Regions from separate parts of the Homo sapiens genome. Here region 1 is linked to region 2. A link is a contact called in ENCODE POLR2A ChIA-PET data. All regions are on one chromosome and are shown on one strand. The core of a region is the stretch at or near the end of the contact, and the rest is flanking DNA. Distances in the headings are between cores, read along the strand shown.

The links. ChIA-PET counts read pairs that join two places held with the same protein, here RNA polymerase II (POLR2A).
Region 1: POLR2A ChIA-PET joins it to region 2 with 11 read pairs in activated CD4-positive, alpha-beta T cell. The contact joins two enhancer-like sites. POLR2A ChIA-PET finds 5 or more read pairs at or near these places in 3 of 52 experiments (OCI-LY7, activated CD4-positive, alpha-beta T cell and activated CD8-positive, alpha-beta memory T cell).

The regions. Positions count from the first base shown.
Region 1 is chr10:103,635,028-103,639,884 of GRCh38, reverse strand. The region is part of intron 8 of SH3PXD2A (SH3 and PX domains 2A); the gene reads left to right. Among named protein-coding and RNA genes, the nearest start is that of SH3PXD2A-AS1, 110 kb to the left of the region's middle. RefSeq lists enhancers at 1-95, 2,619-3,198, 3,781-4,360. Within about 2 kb of position 1,589, at least 21 of the 41 ENCODE cell types and tissues checked have a DNase peak (open chromatin) inside an H3K27ac peak, as active enhancers do.
Region 2 is chr10:103,553,018-103,557,850 of GRCh38, reverse strand. The region is part of intron 1 of NEURL1 (neuralized E3 ubiquitin protein ligase 1); the gene reads right to left. Among named protein-coding and RNA genes, the nearest start is that of NEURL1-AS1, 38 kb to the right of the region's middle. Within about 2 kb of position 2,775, at least 5 of the 41 ENCODE cell types and tissues checked have a DNase peak (open chromatin) inside an H3K27ac peak, as active enhancers do.

The DNA.
Region 1 (4,857 bases), core at 340-2,839, 83 kb before region 2:
CCTTCCCTGACTGCCACTCTTCCATCATCTTCCATCGTCTTGCCTTTGACAGCAGGTCTCTCTCACCATCCACATCATTTACAGTTGTGACATTAGAGTTTACCTTCTTGCATCTTCCATCTTTCCTGAGCGCCTCATGTTTAGGAATCTGGGCACAGGCTCACACCTCTGTGCTCTGCTTAATAATGGCACTGAGAGAGGGCACCAGCTTGAGGTGAGTGCCTCATTTTCTTTTTTTCTTTTTTTTTTTTCTTTTTCTTTTTTTTTTTTTTTTTTAAGACGGAGTCTCGCTCTGTCGCCAGGCTGGAGTGCAGTGGCACGATCTTGGCTCACTGCAACCTCCGCTTCCCAGGTTCAAGCGATTCTCCTGCCTCAGCCTCCCAAGTAGCTGGGACTACAGGCACACGCCACCATGCCCAGCTAACTTTTGTATTTTTAATAGAGACAGGGTTTCACCATGTTGGTCAGGATGGTCTCAATCTCTTGACCTCGTGATCCACCTGCCTCAGCCTCCCAAAGTGCCAGGATTACAGGCATGAGCCACCATGCCCGGCCTTGAATGCCTCATTTTCATCTGGAATAATCCCCTATGAAGCCATTAGAGTGAGCCCATGCAGCCTGTCACTCTGAGGTTCAATTCAAGTCTCTTCTCCTCTAAGAATTCTTTTCTGCCTAGTCATTCTCATCTCTGGATATCTCTGGTTCCTTGGCAAGCATTGTATCACCCACCGCCATGTCCACTGCATGGGGCTGTCTGGGTCGCCCTGCCGCACCCAGCACAAGCAGTCTCGTGCCAAGTCCCCCTGCAAGCAGCCGCCCTTCTCATCCATCCACTGCTCTGCAGCTCCTGGAGAGGCCTCATGCCATCTTATAATCTCCACCTCAACCTGTCTCCGACCCCCACCCGTGCCAGGCACAGAATCAGACCCACATGTTTTCAGTAGAGACCTTCTGAGGTCAAGGGTAAATGACACTGACACCACGAGGGTCTCTCTCTCCCCCTGAAACTCCAGACACCCAAGACCTACCTGCTTCCCTGGCCATCCCTGGCCCCAGTCACCCAGGCGCATTGAGGTCTTGGTTCCTTCTTTAGAATTTCACTTCATGTCAGCGCTTTGCGACTTGTGCTCGTCTGAAGGCACTATTCTGATTCCAATCAGGCACTATTCTGAAGGCTTTTCAAGGATTAGCTCCTCTAATCCTCGTAACAACACTGAGATGTGGGTACTTTGGGTCGGTTTTGCAGATGAGAAAATTGAGGCAATTGCCCAAATTCATGCAGCTGGCAAGTAGCAGAGCTGGGCCTCAATCCCAGGCAGCCTGGCTCTGGCGCCCTCGCTGGAAACCATTCTCCGCTACCTGTCATTTAACCATGTGTCCCTCTCTGCCTGCGTTGCTTGTTAGTCAGGCCTCCTTCTGGGTGCCTCACCCATGACCTTGGTCTGCTCAGACACACCAGAGCCCTGTGGGCTTGGCGGGGACCCAGCCTAGCACTGGCTTCTGGGCCTGTTCGGTGAGGTGGGCAGGCTGGAGCTGAGTGGGAAGGTGGCAGCAGCCCAGGCTGTCTTGACACGGACTCCACGGAGCCTTCCAAATGGTGACGTAGCAGCCTGTGCTAATGGTCTTGGAATCCAGGCCCCAGGTGCCCAGGGGAGGTTCTGGGTCCCTGGTGGCCTCAGAGCCCGTCTAGGGGAGGGAAGGCCCTGGGCAACGGAGCAGGGTGGGCACAGGTAGGACCCGCTGAGTGGCTCATGAAGGCAGGGGCTGTGTGGGTGCACGCAGGAGGGACTGGAGGAGTTTCTCGCTCGCTCCTGTTTGCTTTGGACCATGGAGGCGCGTGTCTTGGCAAGAGCTGCAGTGACAGGGCTTTCTGACCAGGGGAGGCCTGGCCGAGGGTGGGCAGCCTTTCACTGGTCTTAAAGGCACAGCACTCGCAGACAGCCTGCATTTCCAGCTTCTCTGGTTCCACAAAGGCAGAAGCCTTAGCTCTGCCTGGAGGTCATGGGAAAGGGGTCAGGCTGGGTCCAGGACAGCAGCACTCACTTGGGCCCAGCCTTGTGCTGGGTGTGGTATGGGTAGGTAGGCAGCGCTGGTGCCATGCGCCTGGCCAGGATGCCCTCAGCCCTTTCTTCCTCTCAGTGTCTCCCCACCCGTCGCCACTTGGAGCTCGCAAATGCCCTATTCCCTTCTCCAAACCCGCACCAAGCAAAGAACTTGGAATGCCTAGGAAGATCACCCTTCCAAAGGGTCAAGGTCTGAGCTCAGGTTTAAATCATGAATAGAGGTGCTTTGAGAAGCAGGTCAGGGTGCTGGCTGAGGGTTCTGGAAGTGGGCTGCTGCTGTTCACCCACCCCGAGCCTATATGAGGAGGAGTTTGAGGCAGGGCCTGTCTTCCTCTTTTCCTAGCTCCACCATGCACCCTTCCCCACCTGGATACCAAAACCCTTACATAGGCCTGGGCATGGAATGAGTGCAGCCCACATTCTGAGCTCTGAATTACCTGGTGTTAAGCCAGATGTGAAGGACCAAGAGTAACTCACGGGGAAGGAAAACATGAAGCCTGGAAGTCATCTAAAGCCTCCTGGGTTTTTCCAAACTCCAAGCTCTGAGTCTCATCCTGCCTTGAAATCCTCTGGGTTTGTGCCCAGAGCCTGAAGCCCAGCCTTCTCCAGCAGGCCTCAGGGCCAGGGCACAGGCGGCAATCGAACCCCGCGTGTGCCATGCCTGGGTGATGGGGGAGTAGAGCATGAGTCCCGGATGCGTGTTGTTCACTGCAGTGTCCTCGTGCCTGGAACAGGACCTGGCCCGTACCAGGTGCTCGGGAAATACTTGCTGGTGAAAATCTCTGGGTATTGCATACACCATATGTTCCTGATGCCACTGGGCATCCCCAGGTACTTAGTATTACTCTGGTGTGCCAGTGAGGCTCAGAGAGGGCCAGTGACCTATCTCAGGTCACGCCAACAGTGAGTGGTAAAGCTAGGATCCTAACCGAGGTCTGTCTAGGAAGAAGGGATTAAGAAGCATCCTTGGGCTCAATCCTGGGCTGAACAGGGCTGGGAGGTTTGGGAGTCAGAGCGGGAGGACGAGAGGATTTCAGAGGGAGAGGAAGGAGTGGGGGGTCTCCCCTCCCCCCACCAGCTGTTTTGTCCTAGGCTGAGCTGTGACCTCAGAGGACTTAATTAACATCCTAATTGTGTGCAGCTGGCCTGACTCTGGCCCTAACGAGCTCATTATTCTCCCTCCTTAAGGAGGCCATTGTGGCCTAGTCACCCTGGGGACAGCAGTGGCCTGGGAGTGCCCGTCACTTCCTGCCGCCCTCAGTCAGGCTCCCCCATTCCTGGAGAGTCTAAGGCCCTGGTCCCTCTCCTGGCCTCTTGCTCTGTCTGGCTCACTCTTTCATTTCCCTCTGTCTCTCTGTGTATGTCAATCTGTGCCTCAGTTTCCATCTCTACTCTTTTTTTTTTTTTTTTCTTAAGATGGAGTCTCGCTCTGTCACCCAGGCTGGAGTGCAGTGGTACGATCTCGACTCACTGCAAGCTCCGCCTCTCAGGTTCATGCCATTCTCCTGCCTCAGCCTCCTGAGTAGCTGGGACTACAGGCGCCCGCCACCACGCCCGGCTAATTTTTTTGTATTTTCAGTAGAGACGGGGTTTCACTATGTTGGCCAGGCTGGCCTCAAATTCCTGGCCTCGTGATCCGCCTGCCTCGGCCTCCCAAAGTGCTGGGATTACAGGCCTGAGCCACCGCGCCCAGCTTCATCTCTACTCTTTCCCTCCCTCCTCTGGTGTCAGCATCAGTCAATTTGAGAGAGATTTGAAATTGGCCAAACAGGTGGACTCTGCTGGGCCGGTTCACTGAAGATGCTTAGCCTGGATAGAGGGAGGACCTGGTGCTTGGGCCCCAGCTTTTCCCTCCCGGGGCTGGGACATCCTCCCTTCCCTGCCCTGAGCTGGAAGTGCTGGCCAGAACCCCCCATGTTGCTGCCTCCTCTCCTCAGCCCCTGGGTCATTGCAAAGTGGGTTGTTACTTAAGGCTCACAGAGCATGGCTGGCTGTAAATGCCAGGCTACATGTTCGTTCTTTCTGGGCCTCTGCCATCTGGAAAGGGCTGGGCCCTGGCACACAGACATGGCCCGATGGAAGGACAGGCCAGGGTGAGGCAGCTTTGGGGTATTGTCCAGTTTGGGATTCTCCTAAACAACTTCTCCGGTCTAGGGGTTTAGCCCTGAAAACCAGGGCTAGAGACTCCAGAATAAAGGTTTCTGCCACACACCGTGTGTACCTGGGGTCCTCTCTCAGGGTTCCTCTAAAACAGGCTGCAGTTTCCCATTCAAGGGAATGAGCATGGTAGCCCCTCCCCTGGCCCCTGTCTGGGAGGGGTCATCTCAGCATAAGGGCACTCCAGGCAAGAAGACCTGCCTAAGCAAGGCCCTGGCAGGCATCAAACGCCCTGGCGGGTATCAGAGGGCCTGACTGCCAGGCTGGGCTGAAGGGTGCACTAAGGGGTCTCCTAGCCAGCCCAGGCCCCTTGGGAGGGTCCCCACTATCTCTTGCTGCCACCAAGCTCCCTGCCCCACCTCCCAAAAGATCCTGCTTCCTTTGTACCTGGAAACCAGGGTTGACTTCTCAGGGAAGAAGCCAGGTGTGGCAGCCAGCCAGAGAACAGCTGCCCCGAACCTGGGCACAGATAGGGCCACTTTCTCAGTCCACTTCCTTCCATCCTTCTGAAACCCCTGAAGGTAGCCCTAAAACCCCAGCTTAGAGCAGATGCATAGGCACACGCCCACACACACTCAAGGCAGTTTCCCCAGATGAGTGAGTGCCTCCTGATGCCCTCAGGCTGCCCTCTGCTTGT
Region 2 (4,833 bases), core at 1,526-4,025:
CAATGTGTCTTCAGGAGCCCAGCTACAGGCTACGGCACCCCTAGGAAGGAGCAAACCCCTGCGTCTCCCGCTGGCCCCAGCTCATTTCCCAGAAGAAGGTGAAACCAGAGCCGCTGGGGCAGCTAGGGCGTGTGTACAGGTGTGGGCACACATGGGCGTGGATGCATGAGGACGCATATGCAAGGGTTCTGATGGGGGTGGAGGTTGGCTGTGTGGACACAGGCAAACACTCCCTCTCCAGACCTTCCAACTCCTGTCCCCTCTGCTTGTGCAATGGCAAAGGCCCAGGGCCAGCTTAAGGGAGGCCCCGCCTGGGAGGGCGGTCCTGGCAAAAGGGTGGAGGTCAAGGCAGATGTGGCATTTGATGAGCGCTCACTGATGGCCACCTAGCCTGGATGCCCAATTCCTAGAGTTCTTAGAGCACCGCAAGTGATCCTCCTGCCCCCAGGGAAATGGGACAAATGAGAGGGAGGGAATATGACCTTGGGCCCAGGTTGCCTTTCCAAGCCCTCTTGATTTTCCCCATGTTGAGTTCTCTGCTCACATGATTCATGTAATCCTCACAATAATCTTGTTTTCTTTTTTTCTTGAGACGAGGTCTCACTATATTATCCAGGCTGGTCTCGAACTCCTGGGCTCAAGCAATCCTCCCACCTCAGCCTCCAAGGTGTCTGGGATTGCAGGCGTGAACCATCGGGCCTGGCCTGCACAGCAATCTTAGAAGGAGGGTGCTATTACTAGCCTCATTGACAGGTGAGAAAACTGAGGCTCGGGAAGACATTTGCCTTCCTTACAAAACATATCTACCCACTCCCAGAGCATGAGCTAAGGTGGTCTCACCCTCTAGGGAGCCTGTGCTCCAGGCAGCTGGAGGACAGTGTACTATGTCCTGAGTCTGCTCTGAGAGCCTCTCTGTCCTTCCCAGACCACAGGCTTGCCCAAGTCTGACTCCAGTGGAAAATGCCAGTCGGCTCCAGACCCTCTGCCAACAGGCCCCGCCGGGGCCAGCAAGCCCTGAGAAGAGCCCCCACCCCACAGACGGGCAAGGCCAGGCTCAGGTCAGCCCAATCCAACTCTCCGGCCAAGGCCCAGGCCACTGGCAGTGCCCCTGGCCTGGCTCCGGATTATGTGTCTTCCAGGGCCTTCCATCTGTCACTTAGCCCTCCAAACCCAGGACGGAATTCATTTCCTTTTAAGAGAGCCAATGATTTGCTTTTCCTACATCTTTCCCTGTCTTTTTTCTTTTTTAATTAGAAATTACTCTCCCAAAGTCCAGAGCCTGGAAGGGAGAAGCCACCTGGTCACCAGTTCCGGCTGCGGCTGCCCATGCGCTCCTGCCACCACCCTCCTTCCTTCCTGAGCCTCTCCCAGGCTCCTCAGTGCCCACTGGACTCGGCAGATGGACACTGTCCCACCTCCTAATACCCCATCCAAGCAGGGAGCAGGGTACATAGGGGAGTGCGTCAGGGACTCCCCAAGGTCAGCCTATTCTGTTCTGGCTGGTTTGTAAAGGACCCCAGTTCCCAGGGCCCAGGGAAGACACACAAGTCCCTAGGAAGGCTTCTCCGGGTCTGCTGCCACATCGGCCATGGCGCTCCCAAGACCACAGTACTAGAGCTAGGGGAACAAGAGGACAGGGTTTGGAGCAAGCAGGAGCTCTGCAAATGGGGAGCCAGCCAGTGGCCCCCTCTCTTTAACCCCTCCAGCTCCAGGCTGTGGGTCTGTCTGACTGTGGACGTGACCTGCAGGGCTCAGAAGTTCTCTGGCCTCCCCCACAGAGCACACACTTGGAGAAGCGAGGTCAGGCGCTGTGGGGTGCTGTCACTTGCACACCCGTGTGCTTAGGCACAAGCCGGCACAGGTGCACACCCACGGGCACCTTCAGTGCCTACTCACGAGCACAGACACACATGCACACTCAGCACACATGTGGGTGCCCACATGTCTTTGCGGGGCTCCAGCATAGAACACAGCACCATCTCCAAGGCCCACATCCCAGAGCCGACAAGCAGGTCCCCTCAGCTGTCTAACTAACTGTGGCTGCCTCCGTCCCGGGAGAGGTGGGTAGGGAAACCCAGGACCTCGCATCCCACTTGGGGACTAGTCAGCACCTTGGTAAGAGGACAAGGAGGTAAGAGGACAAGGAGGTAAGAGGACAAGGAGACTTTGTGGGGAGCCTCAGCTGCCTGACCTCCCACCATCAGTGGGAGGGCGCCACTGTCAGGGAAGGCACCCCTCTTCCTGCTCTACCCAGCTCCCTTGCTGCCCCCACCCCAGTGCCCACCACCAAAAGGTGCCCCCACACAGCCCCAGACCCCTCCATGGAGTGAGAAGTAGGGGCATGACCAAGCCCTCAGCCCCAGCGCCCCTCCGCCCGGCCTCCCCAGGCGGTCTCGGGCTGGGGTGGGCGGGCCCGCAGGCATCCGCGGGGCCTTACCGTGGAGAGTGCTCCGGGTGATCTGTCCCCCCATCTCCGGCGACGGGCAGTGCAGCCACCTCTGCTGGGCCGGCCGGCTGGTCACCGAGTCGCCCCGGCCGGCTGCTCCCCTCCTCCTCCCCCGTCTCCTCCCCCGCGGGCGGAGACCGGCATGGCAGGGCCGAGGCCCCTCCCGCGCCCCCACGCGCCCCCACGCGCCCCCTCCGGCACACGCGCACGCCGCCCGCCCGCGGCCAGCCGGCCACACGCGCACGCAGCACGCACACCCCTCCGGCCGCCGCCTCCCCGCTCCCACCCACTCCAGCCTCCCCACCTCCCGCGCTGGTACAGCCGATGGGATCTGTCATGTTTATTTACATAAGGAGGAGGAGACTGGAGGCTTCCTGAAATAGCAGCGAGCTCCAGAAAGCGAGCAGAGGCGCGCACACGCACACACATCCCCATCACACACAGCCCCATCTCAGGGATGTAGTGACACACACAGCCCTCCCTGAACGCCCAGGCCGACAGCCATTCATTCACTAGCCTCATGCACCTACTACATGCAGAGGTCCTGCTAGGTGAGAGGGGACCCCCTGGGAAGCAAAACAGACATCGTCCCTGCCCTCAAGAGGTTCACAATCAAGCTGATGGAGCTGTTAACCAAGTGCTAACACCGTTTCTGTCTTCTTCCAGGCTCTGTTCCAAGGGCTTTGCAAGTATTAACTCCTTTGGTCCTCACAGGCTGAATGATGAGGTCAGTATTACAGTCATTATCAACAGATCAACAGGTACCATCTCTAAGATGATGATGATGGTCTTACAGATGAGAAAACTGAGACAAAGAGAGGCTGCTCACCTAAAAGGTGGCAAGGCTGGAATGCAAACCCAGGCAGTGCAGCACCAGAATCCAGGCTTTTCCCCCCCACACCAACCTATCCCTTTAACCATGCACATACACACACACCACACACCCCAACACAGACCTGCACTATTCTTCTGCATCATGTCACACAAATGTGCATATACATGGGCTCATAAGCACTTGGGAGCATTCACCACTGAGCGCACTCAGCCATCTACTGACCACCAGACATGTACTCACATGGTTACATGCACACCTCTCAATGTCCACAGTCAACATACGCCTGCTTCCACAGACTCGCAAAGTTTCTAGAGAAATCTTAAGGTGGACACTGGCACCCCACACTCAGGGAAGAGGGAAAGGTGGGAACAGAGGGGGAAGAGGGAGGCTGGGATGGCAGGCCCCTCCAGCCCTGGGCAGGCATGCCGGGAGCCCAGATCATCATCAAGAGAGCAGCTGCCATGCAATGAGCATGCACCGTGCACCAGGAACTGTGTGGGTGGCAGTGGCTATGATGATATCTGTTTTACAGAGAAGAAAGTGGAGGTTCTGAGAGGCTAAGGAGCTTGCGTGAGGTTACCCAGCAGGTCACAGGCAGGACCAGGACTCAGGCCATGTCTGAGGGACAATGTCACCATCCAACACAAGCTCAGGGGCCTCTACCAGGACAACAGGACAGCACCATCCTCCCTGGCCCTGGCCTGGACACCAGCCCCTGTCCTCAAGGTCTGGGATCTTGGACCCCAGGGAAAGGGCTGGGTGGGAAGAGAAAGCCAGCGGGCAGGTGGGAGGACAGAGGGGTAGGGGCTGAGGAAGGGGCCACGGGAAAGGTGGAGGCTGTCCCACAGCAGATGGAACTCAGAGGCCTGGGCCCTGTAAGGGACTGGACTGGGTCCTGAGCCCGCAGCTCAAGACCCTGCTGCTCCCACTTCTGAGTGGGTCTGGGGAAGCGGTTAGGAGGGACATTCAGGCCTGACCTAGAGTCATCAGCAGAGGGCTGGGCGGGATCTGGGGGAGAGCAAGCCCAGTCGGCCGATGCTCCCCTGAGCCAGAGGCATGCCCACGACTTCCGGGAGAAGCCACGACACCCGAGTCCGCACAAGGCAGCCCACTTTCCACAGGCACATACCGGCTCATAGCTGTGCAGTCACACGTACACACACGCACACACTTCCTGGCACACATACCCAGTTCCCATGGGGGCGGGAAGCTAAGTCAGTCTGACAAGGAGAAAGTAAGCCAAACTCCTTTTGTCGGATAATGATCATAATAACAGCAAACACGAGGTCTTACTGCATGATCCACACTGCCCTGAGCGTGTGACGCATTTAACTTGCTCAATCCTCACGACAACCCTAAGAGATCAGTGTATGTGTATGCCCATTTTACAGATGAGGAAATTGAGGCCAAAAGAAGATGCTTTGGAGGCTGTTCCTGTAGCAGCAGAGTCACCCTCCACACCCTGCCTGCCTTTTAACACACTCAGCTGGCCCCTTGCCCACCAATCCCTCGCACATGCCAGCCTGGCCTTCCTATGGCCCCACACCCAGAC